Linked DNA regions of Homo sapiens: region 1 is linked to region 2. A link is a contact called in ENCODE Hi-C or POLR2A ChIA-PET data. All regions are on one chromosome and are shown on one strand. Each heading gives the region's core, a stretch centred on a gene start or an enhancer-like site at or near the end of the contact. The rest is flanking DNA. Distances are from core to core; before and after follow the strand shown. Region 1 holds the start of SHISA4 (shisa family member 4). Region 2 holds the start of PHLDA3 (pleckstrin homology like domain family A member 3).

Region 1 (5,042 bases), core at 1,638-4,137, 420 kb before region 2:
ACAGGATGAGGGTGAGTGGTGGCATAGGTGGACGAAAAGTAACACCCCTGCCCCCGGGGCAGACAGGACCCATAGGGAAGAGTGGGCCTGGAGGTTTCGGGCTAGAGGTGGAGGAAGTCTGGGAGAGGGAATCTGAGAATGAGAGAGGCACAGGGGAGGTCGCAGGGCAAGGGGTGGGGGAAGGCAGCAGCAAGGGGCTCCAGATTGCTTACTTACCTGCAGGGTTGTAGACTGGGGGCCCAGCTGGGTAGAGTGGATATTGGGGAGCAGGACCACTAGGTGGGTATATGAAGCCAGGCTGTGGGGGTGCAGGGCCAGCTTTGGGGTCCTGGGGGTATGGGTATACTGGCTGCACTGGGATGCCTGTCATTGGAATCTCCTGGCCTAGATGGGGGAGAAGGATCAGCATTCAGAGACCCATCTCCTATGGGAAGCCTCCTCCTCCTGCCCAGGAAACCAAGGTAAGCACCCTGGTGCTGGCCTCTGGCAAGCTCCAGGCTGGCCATCTTTGCCTCCCACACCCTGCTTGGCAGAGTTAAGCAGGGAGCTGTGCACGTGGCCCCAGCTGGTCAATCTGTGTTGAGCAAGTTTGCTCCCCTCAGCAGGTTTCAGAGACCTCATGAACCAGGGAGCACAGCCCAGGGAATATCTCACTTGGGCAAGAAGGGGACAGCTCAGGGCTGGTATCCTGTAATCCAGCAGAGCTGCCACTAAGAGGGTCTTCTCCTAGCCCTTCCCTCCCACACTGATCTCCCGTATGGCATCACTGTCCCCATGTCCATCAGGTTGTGGCATATGTGCATCACATGCCAACACTCAGGCACATATTTTGCCATCCACTGGAGCACACTCAATTAATGTTCATCACTACAGACCTGACCCCGTGTACTTACTAAGAGTCATATGTATGCATACACCCACTGCACCCACTATTGTTGACAGACTGCACTCCTGTACACATTTGAATCTTCATGTGTATGCACAGAAATGCACACAAAGTCTGATGTTCCATATATCCCAGGCACATTCTAATATTCACGGGTTTACAAGCATTTTTCTGGGTTTTCATGCTGGCAGGTGTGTGTATACAGAAGCACATACTACTACAGAATTTACCCAATCCATGAACTCTCTGCTGCCCATTATTGGACTTAGCCCAGCCCATCTGAGGCCCTTCTTGCCCAGTACTGGGTGTACCTTCAAATGGGCTCTGGAGCTGCTGGCGCCGGCGGTACAGGTAGCAACAGGAACAGAGGAAGCAGCAGATGGTGGTGGCAACCACAGCAACAAAGAGGATCACAGCTGAGGCGATGCCTGCTATGGTCTTGGGGCTTTAGACAAAGAACAGGTCCTCTCACCTTCCAACACTCATAGGACGGAGTCCTCATTATGCTGGCTCCAACTCCTGGCCAGCAGGGGGGCCATGGCATGCTGAGATTTGGGGTTCCTTGTGGGGCTCTGCCCAGTCCCTGTGAAGGAGATCTTAGAGGACCTCCACTTCCCAGAAGGCTATGCTGCCTGGCTGGCTAGTGTGAAGCATACGGGGATTTGCAGTGCGCCCCCAACCATTGCTTTTATATCTACAACTTAAATGATTAGACATACAGCATAACACTGAAAGGAGCCTTAGAAATAATCTAGAGCCATTTTTTCCAAACCCCGCTTCAATCAGAAGTCTCTATATCTATTTTATATATGATATATTAAAAAAAAGTTTGACAACCACTAATTTGGCAAGCAATGACCCATAGAAGGCAAGTGTCTTCTCCAAGATCACACAGCTAGTAAGAAGTGGACCTGGGAATCAAACCCAAGTCTCCTGCCTTTGTGCCAGAGCTTCTTCCACAAAGCTACACTGTCGTCCGGGTGTTAACCTTGAACCCTCCCTCCCCATGACCTGGCAGGACCAAAGGGAGGGCTCCAGAAAGAACCTGGAAACCCCGGGCCCAGTCAAAGCCTATGAAGGTAACTAACATGCCTTTTCTGGAACTCCCAGGCACCAGCACCTAAGCACCTAGCTCTGCCGCCAGGCTTGAGTCCTGGTGACTCTATTCAGCTAAGAATGTGGAGGTCGACAACGGAGGAGGCAGGAGTCCGGGAGGGAGGAAGAGGAGGCCTCTGGAGAAAAGGATAGAGGAGGTGGTGAGGGTGAGGAGGCAGGAACCCACCTGAAGGCCAGGCAGTGCTTCTGCTGCCTCTCGGTGATAAGCAAGGTCAGGTCCCTGCAGCAGTACCGATGGTAGCAGGTCCCGCAGCAGAAGGTGAAGAACTCGCAGTTAAACCCCGGATGCCAGGAGCCATTCCGGTCCAGGTACCACAGGCAGTCCTCGCCGGCCAGCACTGCGGGCAGGGATTGGGGGTGCCCAGTGGCCACCAGGCCAGTTCATCCCCAGCCGCGCTCGGCCCCACTCCCCCGGCGGTCCCCAGCCTGACGGCTCCCGAACACTGAGGGTTGCCCCTTGTCTCCACCCTGAGGGTCTCAGCCCCAGAGCCCCCGAGGCCTCTGCCTGAAGCTGACCCTGCACCCCGGGATCAGCCTCCCATGGCCCAGCATCCTGGAGCTCCCTCTTCCCGCTTCTTGAGGACCCAGCAACACCCAAGGCTCCCGTGGCAGCCGGAGGGTCTCGGAGAAGCCCCGAGCCCAAGCCCCTCGGATCGGTCCCTCCCCTTCCTCCGCCCCCATCCCACTCCTGCCGCATCTCTCCCCATCCCCTTACCCAGGGGAGCCCCCAGCACCAACAGAGCGATTGCGGTGAGCGGCGCGGCCCGGCGGAGCCCCGCGGGTGGCATGGTGGGGGCTGGGCGCGGCCGGGGTCGGGCCTCCCAGAGAAGGGACCGCAGGACCAAGCCGGCCAGCTGGAGCTGCGGCGGGGCCCAGCCCGCGGCCAGGCTCGGGCTCCTCTTCCGCCTCCTCTGGGGGTGGGACTAAGCGCCCCGCCCGCGCTAACCCAGCCGGCGCGGCTCCGCGCAGCGCCCAGGAGTCCACCCACCAGCGACGCCCACCTAGCCTCTGGAGCTGGGTGCCCCTCACCCAGCAGAGCACTGCCCTGCTCCCCCTGTCCCCGGCTCCGCGGTGGTTCCTCCCATCCGAGCCACCATGGGCACTGCGGGCAGTTGGGCACTGCGGCCAGGGAAGCCTGGCTGTGTCCTGGACCCGCCCCCGGCCTGGGCCCAATCACTATGCTGGACTCCAGAAGCCCTGATCCTGGTGCCACCTCCGAATGCCCAGACACATGGGCCAACCCTGGAGGAGCAGGGCTGGACCTTCACTTGTGGGGGACCTCCTCTGCCGCGTCCAGCCTGGGACATCCTGTCGGGGGCGGAGAGGGAAAGAGGCTGGATGTCACCCCGCCCCCATTCCCAGAACACAAGCACTCATTGAGAGGCATTCAGAGTGGCTTTGTCCCCAGCGGTGCCCACAGGCCTGAACCCTGCCAGCTGCACTGGCTCCCTACGATGGACCCTTCCCCCTTCAAGTGGACAGAGCTGGCATGCACCAGCCCATGGCCTCACTAGCAGGGAAGGCAGGCTGCTGGGGCCACCTGGGGCCCATCCAGTTAAACACTCTTCACAGTGAAAGCCCTTCACAGAGCAAGCCTGTACTGCAATAGCCACCGGAGCATAGGGAGGGCAACAGTTAATTTCAGGTGGGCAACAGTTAATTCCAGGTGGAGACAGTGTTTTAGGATGGGAGAGGTCAGTCTTCACAGGTTTATACTGAGTGCCAGTGACTATGCCCCATGCTACATGAGGTACCCTCCGAGGAACTGCAAATTAAGCCAGGGAGATCATCAAAAGCCTACCTTAATCCCCTGCCATGTACACCCTTTCACACACTTCTGGGCTTCCACATCTACCTCACTGGAATCTTTCCACAACTCCATGAACTAAGCAAGGTTCATCAGTGTTATCAATCGCATTTCACAGACTGAGAAACTAGGACTCATGGAGGTTAAAGAACTTGTTCAAGGTAATACAGCCAGTAAATGGTAGAGGCATCAGGAAGACCCAAATCTAAATCAGGGTTGATCCCCAGCCGCAACAGCAGACAGTGTAGACAGTGAGTATTTCTTGTGTTCTGGGGTGAGAGAATCAGGACAGGTCCATGGAAGGCCCAGTAGAATCTTAGTAGGTTAGGGAAGGACAGCCGAAAGAGGAGCTACCCCATCCTGGGCCCCTGTGGGTGCTGGCACACCTACCCAAGAGAGCTGGAATAGGAGAGGATAGGCTCCTGCCCCAGAAAGTTGCTGGTAGCCTGATGGGCAAGAGTATGTCCTCACGCAGGACACAGTCATAAATGCAGCAGCAGGGACAAAGAGAAACGCCTCTGAATCCAGCACCACCTACTCAGTGTGCCCATTGCCATCCATCTCCTCTTTCCTACACTAAAAGCTCCATGACTGCAGGGACCACGTGGCTGTGTTCAATGTGGCCATCCAGCCCTAGCCATCAGTGTTGTCATTGTTGGTTGAATCATCTTCAGATAAGGGACTGTCTTTCCTGCCCAGAGCTGAATCTCCCATGTGTACCCTTGACCCCTGCTGATTTGTCTCTTCATTATCCCATCTCTTTAGTGTCTTTAGCTTCTCACACCTTACCAGCTTCTTTTCCCTAGGAAATCTCAAGTCTCTCCTATTTAAAGCAAAGCAAAGCAAAGCAAACCAAACCAAACCACATCCTTCCTAAAACTCATCCCTCTCTAGCTACTTTCCTGCTTTTTTCTCCAACTAGCCTTCCTCAAAGTGTATACCCCTAGTTGACACGCCCTCCTCAAAGTGTATACCCCTAGTTGACACTTCCAGCTTGCAATGACACCTAGCACGCACCAACATCATCAGTGATTTTCTAATTGCAAAATTCTAAGAATGTGTTTCAGTTCATGGGATGGGAGGTGACTAGACTAGGACAGAGAGTGAAGAGAGGGGGCTGTGGGCCAACCAGAGGGGAGAACTGGCTGCACTGGGAGAACTGGCACTTCTTACCTTGACAAGGGATGCTGGAGCTCGGAGATGGAGAGCTGGGGCTAGCTTATGTCGCCATAA
Region 2 (5,177 bases), core at 2,575-5,074:
GGGAGGCTGAGGCAGGAGAATCGCTTGAACCCGGGAGGTGGAGGTTGCAGTGAGCCGAGGTCGTGCCATTGCACTCCAGCCTGAGCAACAAGAGCAAAACTCAATCTAAAAAAAAAAAAAAAAGAATTAAGTAAATATAGAAAACAAAAGCTATGTTACTTTTTGCATCTCTCTGGGTCTCATTCTTACCTCTAACCCGCCTTATTCCCATCTTTCTTTCCGCCTTGTCCTGGGTAGCCACCCAGAGGGACCCCTCCTCTCCACTTGGACTTCCTCCTTCTCACACAGGTGTGGAGGTGGTGTGGCTCAGCCCTAGCTAGAACCATTTCCAGCACATTCTTCCCTGGGGCCATTTTGTAGTCTAGCCTGTTCCAGCCGGACTTGGATTTACTGACGGTGCAGATCTGCTTTCTCTTTGGGGTGGGCAGAGGGAGAAGCCAGCTCTGGGCTGCTACCATGGGACATTTTGTCCATCAGCCAGATGTGGAGTTAACAAGTCAATGATAATTGAGTAAGTGATGGGGCGCGGTGGCTCACGCCTGTAGTCCCAGGACTTTGGGAGGCTGAGGTGGGCAGATCATGAGCTCAGGAGTTCGAGACCAGCCTGGCCAACATGATGAAACTCCATCTCTACTAAAAATACAAAAATTAGCCAGGCATGGTGGCAGGCGCCTGTAATCCCAGTTACTCGGGAGGCTTAGGCAGGAGAATCACTTGAGCCCAGGAGGCGGGGGTTGCAGGGAGCCGAGATTGTGCCATTGCACTCCAGCCTGGGTGACAAAGTGAGACTCCATCTCAAAAAAAAAAAAAAAAAAAAAAGAATTGGGTAAGTATCTCTAGGGCCCAGCACTGCTCCAGCCCAGTGACTTAACCAAGAAGTTTAAGTCAGAGCTCCTGTTCCAGGGGATGGGTAGGGATACCTCAGCAGGAAGGGAGGAGCAGCACCAGCCCTCTCTGCACGCTGCTCCCCTGGCTTTTGAGTTCTTCTTGATCCTTCTGATGGCCCAAATAATCCAGCCTGGGCCTGAGCCTCTCCCAGATGTGGCTACCAGGCAAGATGCCAGTTCTAGGGAAAGATTTGGAATGAATCATCTCCCCTAGTCCCAGAGGTCTTGAGATTGGAGGACAGGATTCCAGGTTCCAAGGACCCATTCAGGCCTCCAGGAAGACGTTGTCGTGTTAGGAACTGGATGCTTAGCTGATGAAGACCCTTCCAGCAGTAGAGTATGTCCTGCTAAATTTCCTCCAATGGCCCCCCACCCCCATCTTTATCTGCTCACTCTTGCTATCCAATGTTCCCTTCTCCTGTGTCCAAAAGCCCGCTACCTCGCAACTCAGTAAGCTGAAGAGAAAAGTATGGGTGACTGGATCATTTTTAAAGGAACTATGTGGACTCAGATGTTCATGTATGGGCAGTATGGGTATGTATCATCAAACGATCCTGGGCCCTGTTAGCCACCATGCATTCTCATCTGGACTTTGCCATTTTCAAAGCCATGTGACGCCATTTACATTATCTGACCTCTCTGGGTCTCATTTTTCTCATCGGTAAAACGCCCACAGTGATAATAATATCTGTCTATCATGAGCATCTACAACATGTGAGAGGGCTCTGTACGAAGCCCATACAACTGTGAATCCACCTGGAACTGGAAAGAGCATGAATGAGTCCCAGACCCAGTGTGGGGAGAAGAGGAACTGGTAGAGATAAAACAGCAGTGGCCCACGCATGTAATCCCAGCACTTTGGGAGGCCAAGGCAGGCGGATCACCTGAGGCGGGGAGTTTGAGACCAGCCTGACCAACATGGAGAAACCCCGACTCTACTAAAAATACAAAAAATTAGCCAGGTGTGGTGGCAGATGCCTGTAATCCCAGCTACTTGGGAGGCTGAGGCAGGAGAATCGCTTGAACCTGGGAAGCAGAGGTTGCAGTGAGCCGAGATCGCACCGTTGCACTCCAGCCTGGGCAACGAGGGCAAAACTCCGTCTCAAAAACAAAAACAAAACAAAACAAAAAAATGAGTTAGGGGTAGAGCCTGATCTAGGGCCCTGTTTCCTCAGAGAGAGAACTTTGGATCATGGCAGGACTGTGCCAGGTTGGTGCACCCAGGAGACCCCTGTGGAGTGGTGGGGAGGAGCCATGGGAGGGCAGGGCTGGCAGGCAGGCTGAGACCTTGTGGGTCCCTCAGGTAGGGCCGTGGCCACCTCGAGCTCCCTCTTCTGCTGCTCTCTGGGCCTCAGGAGACACCTGTCTTTGTCTTTTCTTTAATGCCACTGTCTATTCCCTCTCCTGGAGGGGCATTCTGGGAGTTAGGAGTTAGTTGTCGTCACACGTGTGTGTGTGTGTGTGTGTGTGTGTGTATAAAGAGTTATGGATGAGACACTGACAGTTCCCTTCTCTCATCTCCTAACTTTGGGACTGCAGAGGAGCGCACTCCTATCCCCACAACAGGACCTTCCCTGTATCTGTTAGGCTCTGCTCTTTGGGCAGGAGGATGGCAACACAGGGTGTAAGTACAAAGAGGTCTTATTACTGTCATTATTATATATCATTACTCCCGTAAGAATCTATTATTAACATGTTGATGAATAGACCTTTAAGAAACTGTGGGCCTGGAGGAACTGATCAAGATGGGGACAGAATGAGGACCTAAGAGAGCCCTCTTCCAGTGCCTGGCTTAATCTCAGGGCCCCCATCATTCTCTAAAGGGAATAAGAGTGGGGAGAGGGGAGGAAGAACATTTCTTGAGACTCAAGAGTTGTCAGGTCCTGTCTTGGGTCTTTCACAAATGTTATCCAACTTATTCATCAGGACAACCCCATGAGATGAGAATAAATTAATCCTCCTATTCGACAGATGAGGAAATTGACGGAGGTCAGTAAAGTTGCCCCAGGTGGGCAGGACACAGCCAACAAGGGAGAAGAGGTTTGAACTCAACTCTGCAAAGCTCTTGTGTTTACACAATATTCTAGCCAGAACAGAAAGAGACCTCTCCCTCTGCGTTCCCCTCCAGCTCTGTATGCGGGAGAAGTCCATTCTTGGGGAAGGCCGAGGGAGGACAGAATCTGCGGAGCGGAAGGAGCAAGGTTGGAGCTGCGCTTACACCTGGGACTGGCTGTGCCATCGGTCCAGCGTCGGCGCCTGCAAGTGTGCGGTGGAGAGGACTGCAGACAGTGGCATCCCCAGGTCACGGAGGGGGTCCCTCCTCCCCCACTACGAGGAGGGCATGAATGACCTCAAGCCTCAGCTCTCCTTTGTTGGCACTGGCTACTCTCTACAGGCCTCCCCGCGCAATGCATGGGGGTAGGAGTAGGAGCAGGTGAACTGTCCAAGCAGAGGCAGCGATGGACAGCCTCTCTTGGGTGCTGCACAGAGAAATCGGGCGATGGAGGAGGAACCCAACATGGGCTTGATGCAGAGGCTGGGGGCCCCATGGCGTGCCAAGTAACCAGCAGCTGTCTGACGCCTAACATGCAACTGGTGCCACTGCGCGTTCGCCAAGCAAGCCCACCCCCTTGCTAGCAGCGCGCTCTCCAATCGAGGAGATGCGCCTTCCCCCTCCCTTCCCCGCCATCTCCCCCTTCATTCAAGGCCTGGGGGAGCTGCGGTTCCGAGAAGCGGCAGACGGCAGCCAGAAGGCTTGGGCTGTTGAGTAAGCAGCCCCCTCTCAGTCCCGGCCCTCCCCGCCCCGCGCCCTGCGCCTCCAGTGAGTGACTGAGCCCCCGCTGCGGCCCCGCCCCCGGGGCCCTGCCGGAGCTGGTGCGCGGCGCGGAGGGGAGGGCCGGCCAGGGTAGGAATGCGCTGCGGGCGGGCGGCGCAGGAGGCGAGCGGCGGAACATGTAAGGGCACATCCCGCGAGCTGCCGCCCAGCGCGCAGACAGAGCCCAGGGGAGCAAGAGAACGGGCGGGCGGTGGGGCTCACGGCCTAGGGAGGCGCGGAGGCATCTGGCAGAGGCGGGTCGGGCTGGGCCAGCTGGGGTAGAGCGGAGGAGCGGGTGCCGGCTGAAGCGGGGCGGTGGGCGCGGAGCGCGCTGGGGGCACCGACACCACCTCACCGGCAGCCGGGTGCTGAGGGCCGCGGTGTGGGTGCGCGGAGCAGTCAGGGCGCAGGTGGGCAGCGCGCACGGCCTGCCAGCCCGGGGCGCCAGAATCCTGCGCTGCGGGGCCGAGAGGGGCGCCGCGCCCGCCGCAGCCTGGAGCTTTCCGCGAACCTCGGGGCGCCCATGACGGCGGCGGCGACGGCTACCGTGCTCAAGGAGGGCGTGCTGGAGAAGCGCAGCGGCGGGCTGCTGCAGCTGTGGAAGCGGAAGCGCTGCGTCCTCACCGAACGCGGGCTGCAGCTCTTCGAGGCCAAGGGCACGGGCGGCCGGCCCAAGGAGCTCAGCTTCGCCCGCATCAAGGCCGTGGAGTGCGTGGAGAGCACCGGGCGCCACATCTACTTCACGCTGGTGACCGAAGGGGGCGGCGAGATCGACTTCCGCTGCCCCCTGGAAGATCCCGGCTGGAACGCCCAGATCACCCTAGGCCTGGTCAAGTTCAAGAACCAGCAGGCCATCCAGACAGTGCGGGCCCGGCAGAGCCTCGGGACCGGGACCCTCGTGTCCTAAACCACCGGGCGCACCATCTTTCCTTCATGCTACCCACCACCTCAGTGCTGAGGTCAAGGCAGGTAAGCCCCCGGGGGACTGGGCCCTCTTCTCTCCTTCCCTCCCTTCTCTTTCCCCTACAGAGAGAATGAGGACTAGCATTCTACTTCAGAGCCGGACATCTTAGGGGGGAGGTTCCTGGGGCCAACTGAGGGCATGGGAGGCTTGGGCCAGTGGCCAACCCAGCAGATCCGGACTTTCCCCTGAGGCACCAGGTTGGCCGGTCCAGAATGTGATCCAGGTGTGTGAGAGGAAGATGGAAGCCCTGGGAGGGGGATACCTGGGTGAGATGAGCCTTCTTTCAAGTTGGTTCAGCCCTGACTCAGGTGGAAGGAAGTAGAGGGAGGTTGGCCTGCACATTGCCCCAGGCTGTGGGCCTCTGCTTTCCACGCAGAGCAGGGCTCCTGGACTTCGGCTTTCTGGCAGCTGAGGACAACCGAGGGTGGGGACGCGGATCGTGGAGGCCGACCCTCTTTCCCTCTAGGTTGAATGCTTGTCATAAAGTTTGAGCATTGAATTGATGTAGAAA

What was found. Hi-C counts contacts between places; a loop is a spot of excess contacts on that map. ChIA-PET counts read pairs that join two places held with the same protein, here RNA polymerase II (POLR2A).
Region 1: a loop to region 2 is called in a map of gastrocnemius medialis, with 2.7 times the contacts of the local background. The contact joins the promoter of SHISA4 here to the promoter of PHLDA3 in region 2. A Hi-C loop is called at or near these places in 1 of 168 maps with a recorded cell type or tissue (gastrocnemius medialis). POLR2A ChIA-PET finds 5 or more read pairs at or near these places in 2 of 52 experiments (HEK293 and PC-3).

Annotation. Positions count from the first base shown.
Region 1 is chr1:201,886,743-201,891,784 of GRCh38, reverse strand. It overlaps SHISA4 (shisa family member 4), which reads right to left and starts at 2,887. Exons shown (of 5, transcript NM_198149.3): 1 at 2,718-2,887; 2 at 2,169-2,340; 3 at 1,198-1,331; 4 at 217-384. The coding sequence starts at 2,790. RefSeq lists enhancers at 2,750-3,044, 2,885-3,394.
Region 2 is chr1:201,467,835-201,473,011 of GRCh38, reverse strand. It overlaps PHLDA3 (pleckstrin homology like domain family A member 3), which reads left to right and starts at 3,824. Exons shown (of 2, transcript NM_012396.5): 1 at 3,824-4,671. The coding sequence starts at 4,226. The coding sequence ends at 4,609. RefSeq lists silencers at 3,555-3,784, 3,995-4,304 and enhancers at 3,805-3,924, 3,439-4,153, 4,375-4,514, 4,585-4,644.